2 separate regions of the Homo sapiens genome follow, and region 1 is linked to region 2. A link is an interaction called in ENCODE POLR2A ChIA-PET data of the cell type or tissue named here. Cell type or tissue: IMR-90. All regions are shown on one strand. Links, peaks and the distances in the headings refer to the core of each region. The heading gives the core; the rest is flanking DNA. Region 1 overlaps PTPN12 (protein tyrosine phosphatase non-receptor type 12). Region 2 overlaps RSBN1L (round spermatid basic protein 1 like).

Region 1 (9,407 bases), core at 1,469-6,468, 140 kb after region 2:
AATTCTGGGAAGTATCACCGACATTTAGATCTGAACTTAATTCCTGTGGCTTAGAGATTTTATCAGCTATACAAGGTGAAGCAGATTTAATTTTAATTGCATGTCCCCTATTCAAAAGTGTGTTCCCATCAAAACTTTTTGGTCCCTCTTGGAGAGGGACCTTCTTAATCTCAAAACTTAAATTTCGTTCCAATTTTTTATCTATCTGTTCAATTGTTGATTCATTTTTCCCTGGAAGTTCTGTTGATTTACTATAGTTTCTGTTGAGGTCTGCTGAATGTTGTTCTGATGAAACCATATGCAACACTGGCTTTGGATGGTATCTATCATTGTCCTGCCACACAGTAGTGACTGTTGGAAAAGCTGAAGGGGGAGAAGGTGTCAAGATGGGTGGCACTGGATGAGGTTCCGGTGGCTGCAGTATTTCTTCTTTAGCATCCCCTTCAACAAGGCAACTGAAAAACAAACATTTAAAAAGGGCATTTTAAGACTGTTAAACAAGTTGATACCTGAGAATTATGTAGCTAAGAGTAGCATATTAAGAGCCATTACAATCTGGTTGCGAATAAAAACTGCAGTTTTTCAGACTAAGAAAATTTAATGTTCATCAAGGTAATACACATATACTGTTTAAAAAGTCAAATACAAGACTTTGAATGAAAAACATAGTCTCTGCCCCGCAGCCCTCCTGTTAGCCAGAGGCATCAACTTTCAACATTTTTTTATAGCTGCTTCTAAAATTTACACCTCTGTATTTCAGACTATTTCAAAAGTTATTTCTTGATCTTTGTTTCACACATTTTCTACTGACTTCCTACTGTGGAAGTGTCCTTCTCTATCTTTCCAATACTGTTATATTGTAATTTTTCATTACCTCAGTCGTATGACTGCAGATAGTATTCCCATCTATGACACCATGATTTCGTATCTTTTCTTCTATAGTGTCTTGTTTTCCCCTAATGACTGCCTTGGATTTCTGATGGCTTAGCTCTCTATGCATCATCAGTTACTCAGCTTTTCTTCTAACTTTCTTGCAGATTGGTATACCTCCTCTCAATAATGACAAGCACACATAGTAAGTATCAATACCACAGACATCCTTGTTAGTAACTTTTGGCCTCCTGCTCCAGTGTGGACTACTGGTTCCCTAGTCCATCACAGAGCTAATGTTCTCTCTGGTTTCAGATTCTCCTGTTTCCCAGGTCTCATTTTCCTCTTTCTGGGTATACTCCTTTGTTCGGGTGGGTTATACCCTCTAGTTGCCTTTATTTTTTTCCTTAAAGAAATAGGGGCCAGGCATGGTGGCTCACGCCTGTAATCCCAGCACTTTGGGAGGCCAAGGTGGGTGGATCAATTGAGCTCAGGAGTTTGAGACCAGCCTGAGCAACACAGTAAAACCCCATCTCTACTAATAATACAAAAATTTGCCAGGTGTGGTGGCACACACCTGCAGTCCCAGATACTTGGGAGGCTGAGGCAGGAGAATTGCTTGAGCCCAGGAGGTGGAGATGGCAGTGAGTTGAGATCACGCCACTGCACTCCAGTCTGGGCGACAGAGCAAGACTGTCTCCAAAAAAAAAAAAAAAAAAAAAAAGAGAGAGAGAGCGAGAGAGAGAGCGCGAGTGAGAGTGAGAGTGAGAGAGAGAGAGAGAGAGAGAGAGAGAGAGAGAGAGAGAGAGAGAGAGAGCGAGCAGCCTGGGCAATATGGCAAAACCCTGTGTCTTTAACAAATACAAAAAAATTAACTGGATGTGGCAATGCATGCTTGTAGTCCCAGCTACTAGGAAGGCTGAGGTAGGAGGATCACCTGAGCCTGGGGAGGTCAAGGCTGCAGGGAGCTCTGATCATGCCACTGCACTCCAGCCTGGGTGAAAGAATGAGATCCTGTCTCAAAAAAAAAAAAAAACCAAAGAAGAAGATAGGGTTTACTATGTTGCCCAGGCTTTGTTGCTTTTTAAGAACTTTATATGAAGCAAACTTCTTGAGGGCTTGTATATTTAAGTTTTTGTGTTCTGTTTTTCTTTTGAGATAGAGTCTTGTTCTGTCACCCAGGCTGGAGTGCAGTGGCACCATCTTGGCTCATTGGAACCTCTACCTCCTGGGTTCCAGCAATTCTTGTGCTTCAACCTCCTGAGTAGCTGGGACTACAGGCACATGCCACCACACCTGGCTAATTTTTGTATTTTTAGTAGAGATGGGGTTTTGCCATGTTGGCCAGGCTGGTCTCCAACTCCTGGCCTCAAGTGATTTGCCTGCCTCGGCCCCCGCAAAGTGCTGGGATTACAGGGGTGAGCCACTGGACCCCACCTCAGAGTTTTTGCTTTTTTTTCTCCCCCCAGGTGATCAACCTTTTTTTATCCAACCAGATAACTGGCAGTAATCACATGGTACACCAGGTTTCCCCTTAAAAGAGACTCTGTGGGCCAGGCATGGTGGCTCACGCCTGTAATCCTAGCACTTTGGGAGGCCAAGGCAGGCGGATCACAAGATCAGGAGTTTGAGACCAGCCTAACCAACATGGCAAAACCCCGTCTCTACTAAAAACACAAAACCCTAGTCAGGCATGGTAGCGTGCGCCTGTAATCCCAGCTACTCAGGAAGCTGAGTCAGGAGAATCACTTGAATTCGGGAGGCAGAGGTTGCAGTGAGCTGAGATCACGCCACTGCACTCCAGCCTAGGTGACAGAGCAAGACTCTGTCTCAAAATAAATAAAATAAATAAATAAAGACTCTGTGAAGTTCAGATTCTCTAGACACATTCCCACATTCCTAGGACATGAGAAGATAAATGAATATCTCCAGAATACTGATCATATTAAAATGACAGCAATACTCTCATAAGATATTCCTATATCTGTTCAAGTTTTACAAGTAGATTCTTTTTTTTTTTTTTGAGACAGGGTCCTGCTCTGCCACCTGGGCTGGAGTACAGTTGCACTATCTTGGCTCACTGCAACCTCTGCCTTCAGGGCTCAAGCCATCCTCCCAGTTTAGCCTCCCAAGCAGCTGGGACTACAGGTGTGCACTACCACACCTGGCTAAGTTTTGTATTTTTTGTAGAGATGTGGTTTTGCCATGTTCATGTTGCCCAGACTGATCTCAAACTCCTAAACTTAAGCAATTCACCTGCCATGTCCTCCCAAAGAGCTGGGATTACAGGTGTGAGGCATTGTACCTGGCCTACAAGTTGGTTCTTAATCTGAAAGAGTGGCTGTCAAATTTTTGCGATCTAAAACAAAAATAATTGCAGACACCTCCTACAATTTATAAAGCATATGCAAAGACCAATAGGTTATCCTAAGAACATATTATAATACAAATAGAAAATATGAGTTTTAAAAGGATGAGATAAAATTTTGATATAAATTGAGGTGTATTATTTTCCCTACGTGTACATGGTGAGACCACTTTTCCATAATCAGTATTTTATTTACATATTTTTTATTGAGACAGAGTCTCATTCTGTTACTCAGGCTGGAGTACAGTGGTGCAATCTCAGCTTACTGCAACCTCCGCCGCCTCCCAGGTTCAAGCGAATCTCCTGCCTCAGCCTCACAAGTAGCTGGGATTATAGGCACGCGCCATGACGCCCGGCTAATGTTTGTATTTTTAGTAGAGACAGGGTTTCGCCATGTTGGCCAGGCTGGTCTTAAACTTCTAACGTCAAGTGATCCGCCCTCCTCAGGCTCCCAAAATGCTGGGATTACAGGTGTGAAACACCATGCCCGGCCTCATGACCAGTATTTTACAGATTTACTTGATTAACAAACCCCATATATCCTTAACAGTACCTTTTTCACAGGGTAGTTAGGAGAATTAAATGAGTTAACATCTGAACAACAATTAGAACAGTGCTTGACAGATATCGAGTATGATATATGGGTTTGTTAATCGAGTATTTTCAAAGTTTTTAATTTAAAAAAACTTACTCCAAATTTCAGCATTATTTTTATCTTACTCTAAACCTAAGCAAGGTTCTTATGTTGGATGTTCTATAATTTCATAATGTAACTTAAAAAACTATATTTTTTAACAATTTTATTTTTATCCATCACATTTGGTGGTGTATATCAAGCTTGGTGTATACGCTCTATATAAAAATTTATGCCCTTTAATTCTAACACATTTTTTCTTCTTTTTTTTTTTTGCTAATTTCTTCTTCCCTACTCTCCTTTTAGACTATTATTAGTTCAGTGACAGATCTTCTAGTTTTGCTTTCTAATTTCCTTATCTTTTCTCTCCTACTTTTTCTTTATCCATTCATTTTCTTGAAATGAATGAATTTCTTTATTTTGGAAATTTTATTGGAAAATGGAGTTCCTTATTTTCCAAACTTCTGCTTAATTTTTAAATTTATAGTATTTTAATTTCTTTCTTTCTTTTTTTTTGAGACAAGAGTCTCATTCTGTTGCCCAGGCTGGAGAGCAGTGGCGCGATCTCGACTCACTGTAACTTCCGCCTCCCGGGTTCAAGCGATTCTCCTGCCTCAGCCTCCTGAGTAGCTGGGACTACAGGCACACACCACCACGCCCAGCTAATTTTTTTTGTATTTTTAGTAGAGACTGGGTTTCACCATATTGTCCAGGCTGGTCTCAAACTCCTGACCTTGTGATCTGCCCGCCTCAGCCTCCCAAAGTGCTGGGATTACAGGCATGAGCCACTGCGCCTGGCCTATATTCTTAATTTCTAAGAGCTTCTTACTTATTACCCACAGTTCTTATTTCGTGGTTGCAGCATTTCCCAATGACTGAGAAAAGTGGACTGTTGTTTCTTTTTTCCCCCATCTTTTTCATTTTACTCTGTATTGTCTCCATTTCCTCTGTTTTTTCATATTAGAGGCTTCTGTCAAATGCCCAGTCATTCCTAGTTCTGTTCACTTTTAAGAACTGGAAGAACTGGAATACTGGTGGGACATGGTGGCTCACGCCTGCAATCCCAGCACTTTGGGAGGCCAAAATGGGTGGATCCCTTGAGCCCAAGAGTTTAAAACTGGCCTAGGCAACAAGGAGAAAACCCATCTCTACAAAAAATACGGAAATTAGCCAGGCATGGTGGTGTGTGTCTATAGTTCCAGCTAGTTGGGAGTCTAGGGTGGGAGGTTCAATTGAGGTCGAGGCTGCAGTGAGCCATAATCACACCACTGCACTCCAGCCTGCGCAAAAGAGCAAGGCTCTGTCTGAAAACAAAACAAAATAAAACAGAAAGAATTGGAATATTAAAAATTACTGAAAGACATGTACAGTCATGTGACGTTTCAGTCAATGATGGGCCACACATAACATGGTGGCCCCACAAAGTTATAATGGAGCTGAAAAATTCCCATGAATTTGTAGCAAAATGCGTCATTCACGTTTGTTGTGATGCTGGTATAAACAAAGCTACTATGCTGTCAGTCATATAAAAGCACAGCACATGTAATTACGTACAGGACACAATCCTTGATAATAATGATAAAGAAAATAGTTATTGGCTTATGTACTTTTTTTTTTGAGATGGAGTCTCGCTCTGTCACACCCAGGCTGGAGTCCAGTGGTGCAATCTTGGCTCACTGCAACCTCCACTTCCCGGGTTCAAGCAATTCTTTTGCCTTAGCCTCCCAAGTAGCTGAGACTACAGGTGCCCGCCACAACGCCCAGCTAATTTTTGTATTTTTAGGAGACACAGGGTTTCGCTATGGTGGCCAGGCTGGTCTCGAACTCCCAACCTCAGGTGATCCACCCACCTTGGCCTCCCAAAATGCTGGGATTACAGGCGCCTGGCCACGTACTTACTTTTTGTTGTTAATTTTGAGTGTATTCCTTCTAATTGTTAAAAAATTAGTTAACTGTTAAACAGCTTCAGGCAGGTTCTTCAGGAGGTATTCTAGAAGAGGGCACTGTTATCATAGGGGATGACAGCTCCATGTGTGTTTCTGCCCGATACCTTCCAGCAGGACAAGATATGGAGGCAGAAGGCAGTGATATTGATGATCCTGACCCTGTGTATGCTTAGGCTACTGTGTGTGTGTGTCTTATTTTTAACAAAAACGTTTAAAAAGTAAATAAATAAATAAATAAATAAAAATGAAATATACACACAACACATATTTTTATATATATATATATATATGGATTCAAGCAATCCGCCCACCTTAGCCTCCCAAAATGTTGGGACTACAGGCGTGAGCCACTATGCCCAGCCAACATGTACTTTATTTTTGTTTTTTTATTTTTGAGACAAAGTCTCGCTTTTTCACCCAGGCTGGAGTGCAGTGGCATGAACTTGGCTCACTGGCACCTTCGCTTCCTGGGTTCAAGCGATTCTCCTGCCTCAGTCTCCCAAGTAGCTGGAACTGCAGGCGCGTGCCACCACGCCTGGCTAATTTTTCTATTTTTAGTAGAGACGGGGTTTCACCATATTGATCAGGCTGGTCTTAAACTCCTGACCTTGTGATCCGCCTGCCTTGGCCTACCAAAGTGCTGGGATTACAGGCGTGAGCCACCACGCCTGGCCCCATCATGTACTTTAAACAAACAATTAATGTGTTTACTGTAGCCATACTGAAAAACAAAATATACTATTTTACTTGTTATCAATCTTATGATTTTGTGATTTTATTTTCAGTTATGTTGGAACAATTTATAATAGTTCTAAAAATCATCCCAACTTAGAAGTCACAAGGTTCTCTTTGTCAAAAATAATGACATTCTGGCATTTGACTCCATTACATGAAGAAGAAAAAAGGTGACCTATGCATGTATTATAAAATCACACACAAAGAACTTTTAGAATGTATGCCTAATAAAAATCTGTCTTGAGTTGAATATTTTTTCTTAATATGCATTTGCTTTTTTCTTTATTATCTTTTTGTTTATTAGAGAGTAACAGAAGTAAAACTTTTCAACAGGTATAGGAAAAAGGCTTTAAATTCAGATATTCTATTCTTTTTTCCTGTAAAATTAAGAAGAGACTGCTGCTACATGTAGTTAGAGGTAGAAGAACATACAAATCATAAATATCAGTGTAGACTTTGAAAACCTCTATATTGGCTCAATCTCAAAAACCAAATTAAAACACAGGGCAGCAAAAATGTTCCTTAATTTTTTTAGGGCCAGTAGTTTCTTTTAGGATTCTAGGGCTCCTATATGGAACAGAGAAGTTAGAGAACTTAATATTTTATAGGTTTCAACTGGTTACCTTCCACAGACGGCTAAAATGCCAACCAGTTTTGGTGGATACCAAAGTGGAAATCGAACAGGAAAGAACTACTAAAAGTTCTGATAGCACACAGTTAACATCTCGAACATTTAAATGTTGAGACCTAACCTCATCTATATATAGGCTTCCTGAGGTTCCTAAGAGAAGTATGCAAAGGTATTCTAGAGACTATAACTACCACCACACTTAAAAAATCTGTTACTATAGGCCGGGCATGTAACTACATGCTTTATATACATTATCACTAATTTTTAAAAACGGAGAATACGAGTACTCTCACTACAATGAAGTAAAGTATTTTCAGAGAAGTGGCTTGTCAAAGTTCATTCAGTGGCAAATGCTAAAGTTAAAATTTGGAATGGGACCTATTTATGTAAAAAGCCTCTTTATACCAGAGTACACTGCCTCTTTCTGTACTCAGCAGCTTCCTTCCCAGGCAGTTAGAATCTTGCATGGTCAAAATGAGAATAAATTATTCCTGTGGTGTGCAGGGATTCTAACCAAACCTTCAGTTACTGAGGGAAGCTGCAGGCTTTTTCTTTTGTTCAGAGAGATGATTTCGTTAGAATGATCTCTTGGAATTAGCAACTCAATGCTAAGACATGACCCTGGCCGTCTGACCCAACTTTCCCCAAAGTTTTAAGATGGAAACAATTGGTGTATCCTGTATAAAAGAATTTATTTTGATGGGAAGTCGATCAGTTTTGGCAGATCTATGTGCAAGAAAGACACTATAAAATATTCTAATAGTTTTTTATTTAATCCTTAGGACAATATTTAAACAACTCCTTCTCCCCAGGATTAAGTAAATTAATCCTAGATCCCAGAGCTAAATGGCTAAAAAGGAGTTGAAACTATCTTCTTCTGCCTCTGTATTCTCTCCATACTACCATGTTACTGACTAAGCAGCTACCCTGAACAAGAAGGGAAGGAAAAGAAAGATATGAATATATATGATTTTAACTATTATAAATGAGCTTGGTAGAAAAGCAAGAAAAATTAAAGAAATAAACTCATCTTTGCTAGTAACGTTATTAAATATCCTCACACTTCAACATGCATGCAATTTTTGGCAAGCATATTTAGTCATCAGGAAAAAAATGGGAATCTTTAGAATAACTAAAATTTTAGTTATATCACATATCAAAACATAAACCATAGTCAATTCATGGTAGTATCCACATTCTGCTACAGTATATTATTGAAATTTTATCCAAAATGAAACCAAATTTTTAATAAACCAGTAACAAATCAGTTGTCATACGTATGTTACATCCTAACAAAATAATAATAAAAGTTATAAAAGTAATTTAGAAATATTCAGAATTTGTCATTTTAATTAACAGTGAGTAGAAACAAGTATGCTTTTAAAGAAAATGTTCGAAGACATACAATACCTGCGGGTCCTTGGTGGTTTTGGAGGAGGAGAATCTTGTTTTTCAGGCTCTATGGAGCTGACCATGTTTTCAGTGTTAATTTCATTCTGCCAAGGGAAAAAATACTTCACTAAGGTTAAGAGAAAAATAATTTTTCCTCTTCATGTTTCAACTAAATTGTTTCTGTGCTTTTCAATCCTTAAACAATGCCAATTTTGCCAAGTTAAAAAAAAAAAGTCTTATATTCTGGCTCTATATTTTAGCCTGAAGGACCAGACTTCAATGGAGAGATTGTATCAAAAAAACAGCGCATCACAGTTACTGGAAAGATCAAGGTGTACAGCAGCATTTCAACACATCTCAAATGCTACCGTAAAAAAACAGATTCCCCAAGATAATGTGGATTAAAGAACGTAGTATCCCCCCGCCCCGCCATCACTACCACTAGGAACTTAATATATGCAGAGACAAAAAAAAAGCCAACAAATAAGGCTTATACCATTTACCAAGTAATGGAGTATCTTTTTATGACTCCCCATTACTACCTAGTACTTTTAAACTGGTGGTCCTAGGATTCATTTTAACCATTTCTTGCCTCACTCTCACTCTGTCACTATGTGGAGTGCTCTAATCCATTAGGGAATATAGCTCCTATATCACTGGCTACCCAAATGGACCTCAAAAAGGCAGACAGAGCCCATCCCCAGAATATCCTTGGTTCTTGCTGGTCACAAGGACCAATAACATCATTAACATTGATGTTTCAGAGTCAATACAGGTATAAGAACCTTAGGTTTAGGACTGTGAATAGGGGAGCGGTGAAATGAAAATACG
Region 2 (9,407 bases), core at 2,352-7,351:
TCCCTGTTTTCTTTTTAACTTAATAATCACCGTAACCAGTAAACTTAATAATCACTGTAACAGCTAAAACCGTCTTTAGGTAATCTAAAAAGCTATAATCAGGACGGGCACAGTGGCTCATGCCTAGGCACTTTGGGTGGCCGAGGCAGGAGGATCACGAGATCAAGAGATCAAGACCATCCTGGCCAACATGGTGAAACACCATCTCTACTGAAAATACAAAAATTAGCCGGGTGTGGTGGCGTGCGCCTGTAGTCCCAGCTACTCGGGAGGCTGAGGCAGGAGAATCGCTTGAAACCGGGAGGTGGAGGTTGCAGTGAGCCGAGATTGCACCACTGCACTCCAGCCTGGCGACAGAGCAAGACTCAGTCTCAAAAACAAACAAACAAAACAAAACAAAAGGCTATAATCTCTCCTAGCATCATCTCCATCCATTCCAATCCACGTTAACCTAATGTACATTTTCTCCACACTTTTCTCTGTGCTCACATAAGTACACAATCACACATAGTAGGGTTTTGTTATTTCTTTGGATAAAAACAAAATCATATTAGATACATTACTCTACATTTGGCTGTTTTCAAATGTCATGAATATCCATCCAGATCAAGACATTTTTTAAAACTTTAACTATTTCACCATTTTTTTTTTAAGAGATAGGTTCTGGTTCTGTCACCCAGGCTGGAGTGCAGTGATGTACTCATAGCTTACTGCAGCCTCAAACTCCTGGGCTCAAGCAGCCCTTGACTCAGCCTTCCGAGTAGCTAGGGCTACGGGCATGTACCACCACATTGGCTAAATTTTTAAATTTATTTTGTAGAGGCGGCATCTCACTATGTTGCTCAGGCTGCTCCTGAACTCTTGGGATTCAAGTTATCCTCCCACCTCGGCCACCCAAAGTGCTAGGATTACATGAAAGAGCCACTGCACCTGGCGTATTTCACTATACTCTTTTTTTTGAAACAGAGTCTCGCTCTATCGGCCAGGCTGGAGTGCAGTGAAGCGATCTGGGTTCACTGCAACCTCTATCTCCCAGGCTCAAGCAATTCTCCTGCCTCAGCCTCCTGAATAGCTGGGATTACAGTCATGTCCCACCACGCTGGGCTAATTTGTTCTATTTTTAGTAGAGACGGGGTTTCCTCATGTTGGCCAGGCTGATCTTCAAACTCCTGACTTCAGGTAATCCACCCGCCTCAGCCTCCCAAAGTGCTGGGATTACAGGCGTGAGCCACTGCACCCGGCCTAACTATACTCTTCAATAAGAATGTATGAAATCTATTCAACCATTCCCCTACTGACAGGCATTCAGACCATTTTAAAATGTTTTTCTTACCACAAATTTATTTACCTTTCGTGTTTTTATTCCTTGGGATTCCCAAAAGTAGGAGTGCTAGATCAAAGAGTTTTATGTTAAATTTTATGATCTACTGCCAGATTACTTTCACAAAATTACAGCAGCTCATCCTCCAGTCAACAATATATAAAAAATTGTTTCTTCACATACCTACCAGCCTATAATATTAATGCTATATTCATAATTTTTGCCAATATAATGAATAAAAATATCTCATAGTTCTTTTAAAATAAACTTAACTACCTGAGGTTATTTTTCTACTGGGTTGTTTACACTTGAGAATGCTCTTTGTACATTAACTTTGGTGTGTCATGAGTTCCAAATGTCTTAGTCCAGTCTATCATAATTTTGAACCTCATTGTTGATGTCGCTTCCCCCCCAAATACTATTGCCACTGCATTGTTTGGTCTTGCTTAGGAAGGTCTCCTCCAGGCTTAAACAATTTTATTCTAATATTTTAACTGTTTTATCTGTGATGCTTAATTCTCTAATTTACTTCTTGTATGAGGTAGGGGCTCTGCCTTTGTTTTTATGAGAGCCAAATATGCCAGCATTATTCATTAAATACATCTTCCTCTTCCCACCTATCTCATATATTAAGTTCCCAATATACTTAGATCTATTTCTGGACTCTTATTCCAATGATCTATTTGAACTTTATAGTAATTTTTAATATCCTGTATCATAAGCTGCCTCTCACTAATCTTCTCTTTCACTGAAAAGTTTACTTCCTTATGAATTTTAAAATAATTTTATCCAGGACTGGAAGTGTTAGTCCAATTGAAATGCAGAAAATTTTAAAGAACTATCATTTTTATCCAATCCAGAACACAGCAGGGCTTTCCATTTGTTCTGATCTTACTTTATATCCTCCACAAAACATTTTAGTCTTCTTAGTATAGGTTCTGAATATTACATTTATTCTAAAATAGTTTATATCTTATGACATTTTTTCCATCCATCATTACAATTTCTTGTCATTTGCCTACATTTCTCATGCTTTATTTACATTTTAGGTTTTATAACAAATTGTATTAGCATGTATCGCTATTTTTAAATTTATATTCCAATTATGCTCTAAACTTTGCATTCCTCCTTCCTCCAATTTTCAACTAACATACACACCCCAACATACAAACACTCATCCCCTCCAATAAAAATGTGTATACAACATACCTTTTCCTTTTGAAAGGTGACTTTGGCATATCAGCCACAGGGATCATTTGTTCTCCTGGACGAACCCACATGATGGGACCATCATCACTATCTTTTCGACTCTGTAATTTTAGACTAGATAGCGTCCCCCATGGCAGTGTACACTGGAGATAAATAATTATGCAGATTGCAATTATTTTCAAAATGTATCTTCAAGTGTATGTTAATAATAATATTGTTCCCCTGACAAACACACTTTCATACACAGCTTTATACTTAAGCATCTGAAATACATAATATTGAATATATCCCTATATATTGATATACTTTGCTTCAAAAAACTGTTTCAAACACACCAAGAAAATAATTATGCTTGGATGGTTCTGTCCCTATACCCTGCTAGAGGTATGATTCACTATATTCATCATTTGTTATTCTTCCTTCTACCATATAGATCATATGATGTTAACGGACTAAATAAGCAAGTGCTCTCATAAGAATCTATAAAAATGAACAATTAAATTTAAGTTTAAAAACTGGATACCTCTTTGATTAATGATAATTAAAAACAAAACAAAACAAAATCAAAACATATTTCTGTTCAGCAGTTTCTTGAAGAGGTTGTTGGCTTAAACCAGAGACTAAAGTATTTTAAAATGAAAGAACAAGGCTGGGCGCGCAGTGGCTCACGCCTGTAATCCGAGCACTTTGGGAGGCCGAGGCGGGCGGATCACAAGGTCAAGATATCAAGATATCGAGACCGTCCTGGCCAGCACGGTGAAACCCCGTCTCTACAAAATACAAAAATTAGCTGGGCATGGTGGCGCGCACCTGTAGTCCCAGCTACTCAGGAGGTTGAGGCAGGAGAATCGCTTGAACCTCGGAGGCGGAGGTTGCAGTGAGCCGAAATCACGCCACTGCACTCCAGCCTGGTGACAGAACGAGACTCCAAAGAATGAAAGGAGAGGGAGGGGGGAGGGAGAAGGGGGGAGGGAGAAGGGGGGAGGGGGCAGAGGAAGGGAAGGGGGAGGGAGAAGGGGGAGGGGGGAGAGGAGGGGAAGGGGGAGGGAAAAAGGGGGGAGGGGAGGGGAGGGGAGGCGAGGCGAGAGACAGAGGTGAAGGGGAAGGGGAAGAGAAAAGAGAAGACGGTGGCCGGGCACGGTGGCTCAGGCCTGTAATCCCAACACTTCAGGAGGCTGAGGCAGGCAGATCACCTGAGCTCAGGAGTTTGAGACCAGACTGGGCAACATGGAGAAACCTCATCTCTACTAAAGATACAAAAAATTAGCCTAGCATGGTAGTGTGTGTCTGTAATCCCAGCTACTCGAAAGGCTGAGGCATGAGAATTGCTTGAACCTGAGAGGCAGAGGTTGCAGTGAGCCGAGATCGCACCACTGCCCTCCAGCCTGGATGACACAGCGAGACTCCATCTGAAACCAAAAACAAACAAACAAAAAAAGACAGAGAGAGGGAAGAAGGAAACTGAGGGCCACTGTCCATGGAATGTTGAGAACAAAATTAAAAAAAAAAAAAATTTCACCACACACCCCCTTTTCAAAAAGGCTTGTCAAATTTCTTTAGAAACAATGCATTTAGGTTGGGTGTGGGTGGCTCACGTCTGTAATCACAGCACTTTGGGAGGCTGAAGCAGGAGGACTGCTTGAGCCCAGGACTTCAAAGCTAGCCTGGGCAACATAGCAGGACCCCATCGAAAGAAAGGAAGGGAAAGGGAAAGGGAAGGGGAAGGGGAAGGGAAGGGGAAAGGGAAGGGGAAGGGGAAGGGAAGGGGAAAGGGAAGGGGAAGGGGAAGGAAAGGAAAGGAGAAATAATGCATTTAGTTCATGTGCTTTGAAAATTAAACTTGAAGCAACCATTTAAGTAATATTTGGTAATTTTTAAATATAGTCCAATAATAAATGCAACCTAATTCCATGATGTAACTACTAGAGAGAAGTAGAAAAGGAACAAAAAGTTTAAAAGGAAAAGAGAAAAAGGAATGGAACAAGGTTAAAGAGAAAGGGAAGAAAAAGATATATGTACATATAGGGTAAAAACACCAAGCAAACAGAAGTAATAAAAGAAGAGATGTCCTATAGATTATGTGGTATCAGAAATCTTGTCACATTCCACAGCTTACCTGGACCCTGAATTTCAGTGTAGGTTTGCAGCATTGACCTTTGAGTTACTGATTAAATAATTAACCTAACCACACAGCTCAGAGATTCCTCTCTCAGTGGGATAGCCCTAGCACCTCACAATAAGAAATACTTTTTGAAAATCAAGAGGCTTTAAAAAAAAAAAAAAGGAATCTGGCTACAAACTATTTAAAGGGGCCTGTGGTGGTGGGCACAGTGGCTCACACCTGTAATCCCAGCACTTTGGAAGGCCAAGACAGGAGGATCACTTGAGTCCAAGAGTTCAAGACCAGCCTGAGCAACATGGTGAAACCCCATTTCCACAAAAAATACAAAAGTTAGCTGGGCATGATGGCATGTGCCTGTAATCCGAGGTACTTGGGAGGCTGACGTGGGAGGATCATCCAAGCCCACGGAGGTCAGGGCTCCACATTACACCACTACACTCCAGCCTGGGCAGAGAGTGAGGCTGTCTCAAAAAAATAAATTAAATAGAGGGGCCTTTGGCTACATTGTCTAAACATGTTATTTTATGGATGATGAAACTGAAGCCCAGAAAGTTTAAAGGGCTTGCCCAACCCAGATAAGTACAGCCATGGCTAAAATATGGGTGTGTAATTTCCCAGGCGAGTTTTCCTGGAATTTAGTTTAGGAATGCTAAACTGCCATTCCTTTGTCTTAAACATTTGTAGTAGAATCCTTCCTGTACTTCTTAAGTCCTTTAGTACTTAGTTTACAAAGAGCTGATAAACACATGGAACCTAATTTCCTAAAGTGTTAAGAGGTGTTATTTCATGGCCCACCACTTAGCTTTGCCATTACAATTAGAACCTGAGATGTCGCATGTACACACTACACAAGAATTATGTCAGTTTCCCATCTCTTGCTCTCCTTCCCTCCAGTTCAAATAAAACCAAAACGTTTCTATTTCTGAAACAGCCATTCATTTATATTGCATGTAGCATGAAAGAAACAATCACAATTTAGATTACTCATATTGGTTTTTCTTCCCTTTTTTAAAAAAAAAACTCTAATCCCATGACAGATTGTCTCTTACTTTTAAAAATGGTGACTCTTCCAACATGTCAAGGAACTCAGGGAAATAATCTCCTACTTCTTCATCAACTGCTCCCACCAAGCTTATTTGTCTCATTGGGCCAGCTCTGTAAGTACCATGAGAATACGTTCTTTTTACCTGAAGAAACATGGATTTAATTAAAAGTTAAATACGTTCTTTTTACCTGAAGAATATGGATTTAATTAAAAGTTACACATAAGATAATGCTTGCTATCATTTTGTAGCAATAAATTATTATCTCAGAATATTATATCATAATGAGGCAAGCAAAACAAAACTTTACTAACAGTAACAGATAAGGCATTTTAAAAATAAAACTTGCACTAAATCAAGCTATTTTACTTTCTCTAACTATTCCTACACACTGCTTATGAAAACAGAGTTAAGACAAATAAGCATTAATTCTAGACAACTAACATCTCCTTAGAACAGAGGAACTCATTATCTGAGTATTCAAAAGTTGGTGTACCTGCATTTTTCTAAAGTGAAATGAAGTTCATATCTTTTCATCAACATTTTCAAAATTAGACCCTCTGAAAACATTTAACCATCAACAGTGGCTTATATGACTAAAAGGCCACCAGGGATGCTCTTCTTTTTTGATCTTACCATATTAACTAGAAACCAGTTTATATACCTATTATTAACTCTCATGAGAAACTACTAGAAATTAAGAATCACAGCCGGGCGCAGTGGCTCACACCTGTAATCCCAGCACTTTGGGAGGCCAAGGCAGGCGGATCATGAGGTCAGGAGATCAAGACCATCCTGGCCAACATGGTGAAACCCCGTCTCTACTAATAATACAAAAAAATCAGCCGAGTGTGGTGGCCGGCGCGCGCCTGTAGTCCCAGCTACTTGGGAGGCTGAGGCAGGAGAATGGCGTGAACCTGGGTGGCGGAGCTTGCAATGAGCCGAGATTGTGCCACTGCACTCCAGCCTGGGCGACAGAGCGAGACTATGTCTCAAAAAAAAAAAAAGAAAGAAAGAAATTAAGAATCAGGAATCCTAAAATCCAAATCTGCCTTTGCTATCTACCAGTTACATGACCTTCAGAAATCATTTGCGTTCCTTGAGCTGTGGTTTCCTTAACTGGAATGTTTTACAGCAGATTGCTGAAGAAAATTTGATAATGATATAAACTCACCTGCCATAATGCTAGCAAATGGGTGGCATTCAAAGAGCCAAAACAAAGCCATGTGCACCTCAAGATTGATTGGTAACTACATTTCTTGCCAGCATATTTAAATCCTGACAAAGAAACCTATGTGTTTTCATATACTAACACTAGTAAACAAGCTGAGTCTGTCTTCAAGCGAAACAACTCGTTTTGATAACCAAATTATAAGCAAAACTGTAATTGTCTCTTTCTCTGGATTAGCCTTTGTGGACAACAAATTTAGGAGACCAATTTGTCCCAGTTTGCCCAGGACTATCAGTCTTAAAACTGAAAGTCTTGTATTTCAGGCAAACATGGATGGTCAACTTTTATCACATCACAGACACAGATTATAAAAGATAGTCACATCAAAAGTTGAATCCTTACAATCATAGCTGGTAAGAGTATCACAACGTAACAAAGTAAACCCCAACCCACATGTTTTCATACAAAATCATTTAAGGAAGAGAATCTCATTTGTTATTATAATCAGCAAAGCAGTTTAATAATGACATTAATTCTTTAATAAATTCACCAGATTTCTAAGCCTAAATTTTCCTAAACTGTTACAAATTGACTTCTCAGAACCACAAACCATTCCTACAAGTTAGAAAATTAAGGGCCTGTAAGCCCAGCACTTTGAGAAGTGGGAGGATATCTCCAGCCTGGCAGGTCCAGGCTGCAGTGAGCTGTCATCAGGCCACTGCACTCCAGCCTGGGCAACAGAGCGAGATCCTGTCTCAAAAAAACAAACAAATATAAGAACAGCTGGGGCTTATGCCCCCATTGTATGCTCATTGTCTCATCTTTTTCCTGTCGCCTAAAAATTCCTATCATCTCCAATATCAAGAGAGCTAACAGTTAAAGCCTAACTCTACAACAGTCTTCAGGCTCTAGATGCATTAATAGCAGCACAGTAAGAAATTCAGTCTATGCACCTCTGTAATGCAGTCTATCAAAGAAGCTAAGGGTATCAATCTCAACTCTAGCACATTTACCAGAATAGAACACATCAAGTCTGTTAAGTGATTCTGAGATTCTGAGTTTTGTGTCTGCAAATGACCATAAGGGGTTTTGAGAGACGATAACCATTTAGAAAGTGAAATCAAACAACTGATATTGTAAAACACAAATTTTCCAAGTGCTTTGAAATATATCTAAAAAGTCAAATTAGAGTTAGGGGTGGTGACACGAAACTGTAATCCCAGCTACCCAGAAGGCAGAGGCAAGAGGATCACTTGAGCCCAGGAGTTCAAGATCTGCCTGAGCAACACAGCGAGACCAAAAAAAAAAAAAAAAAAAAGTCAAATTATATATATTTCCACCTCATACAAATAAGTACATTTTCTGTGCATAAATTTCCTTATCTTGTTTAAATTAGATACCTACAACATTTAGTTCTAACAAAGCCATAATCAAGTCCTTGCCACTGAGTTGGTTCATTCTATGACATCACAGTACCAACAATGATCACCTAAATAATTTGGGCAGTTTATCTTGTGCGGAGGGGATGACTGTTAGGAAAGAATTTTCATTAAGTGAATTCTTCTAAAATACGAAGCACAACTAAACTTTCAATTTATCTAGTAGTTTTAAAAAGTCATATTATACATGAAATAAAACCAAAAAACTATAACATTATTAAATTATAGAGAGTAGGAGATAATATAATAATCAGAAAACCGGAACCAATTGTTAACACAGTCCTTGTAGAGTAAAATTTATGTATTTAAATGTGAGTAAAAACATGTATCATTGAGTAACAGGAAAAAATTGGGTAAAACTTGGGTGGTAATATTACAGACACATCATATGTTGTGTCATGACTCAAGAACTTTATTTACTAATTTTGCTTTGACCAGATGTTGCTATTTCAGGTTAGAATAATTATTTCATTGACTGAAGAAGTATTACTGACCTAGCCATCTCATTTCTTTCAAATTATACATTTACATTAATTTCCAAGTTTACAAATAATGCTTTTTATTTCAAAATAAAACAAAACACGTCTAAATTAGTATAGACCTAAACATTAAAATGTTTAACATAATAGACTGAATAAATCAAAAACCGATTTTTCCCCCATTCTCTGTCTAGTTTGGGCACTACCTAAGAAGAGGCTTTATCTTTTGCTGATTATTTTTAAGTATGGTCCTATTAAAATTCATAACTATTTCAAAGGATTTTTTAGAGACCCTGAATTTTTAAAGTAAAGTAATACAGACTCTACTCCGATTATATTGCTAAATATCTTAATTGAATTTTTAGTTAGTTCTTCCCACCTCATGCCAAAATACATATAAAACATATAGATATGTAAAATTCACTTTCACACATAACTTATTATAACAAAAGTATAAGTCTCTCCCTTGTAACCAGAATGTACAGGTAGATGCCATTTGCCCACTAATAAAACCAAAAATAAATCCTATTAGGAAATTGGCCTTTATAAAAACTGCTTAGCTCTCACATGTTTAAAACAAAACGGCAATGATCTTCCAAAACCTTTATTCTCCAACAGTAAAG

The links. Peaks named below come from ENCODE experiments on the same cell type or tissue, not always from the same donor. Only the 100,000 strongest peaks of a DNase experiment are listed, where the experiment ranks them.
Region 1: POLR2A ChIA-PET joins it to region 2 with 11 read pairs; 3 of 35 experiments call an interaction of 5 or more read pairs at or near these places.

The regions. Positions count from the first base shown.
Region 1 is chr7:77,617,753-77,627,159 of GRCh38, reverse strand. PTPN12 (protein tyrosine phosphatase non-receptor type 12) reads right to left here. Exons shown (of 18, transcript NM_002835.4): 12 at 8,595-8,680; 13 at 1-455. Among named protein-coding and RNA genes, the nearest start is that of APTR, 74 kb to the left of the region's middle. In IMR-90, for the core only: no CTCF peak of the experiment used is centred there; no DNase peak of the experiment used is centred there.
Region 2 is chr7:77,761,927-77,771,333 of GRCh38, reverse strand. RSBN1L (round spermatid basic protein 1 like) reads right to left here. Exons shown (of 8, transcript NM_198467.3): 4 at 5,702-5,839; 5 at 2,531-2,673. Among named protein-coding and RNA genes, the nearest start is that of TMEM60, 32 kb to the left of the region's middle. RefSeq lists an enhancer at 6,571-7,071. In IMR-90, for the core only: no CTCF peak of the experiment used is centred there; no DNase peak of the experiment used is centred there; H3K27ac peaks cover 343 bases.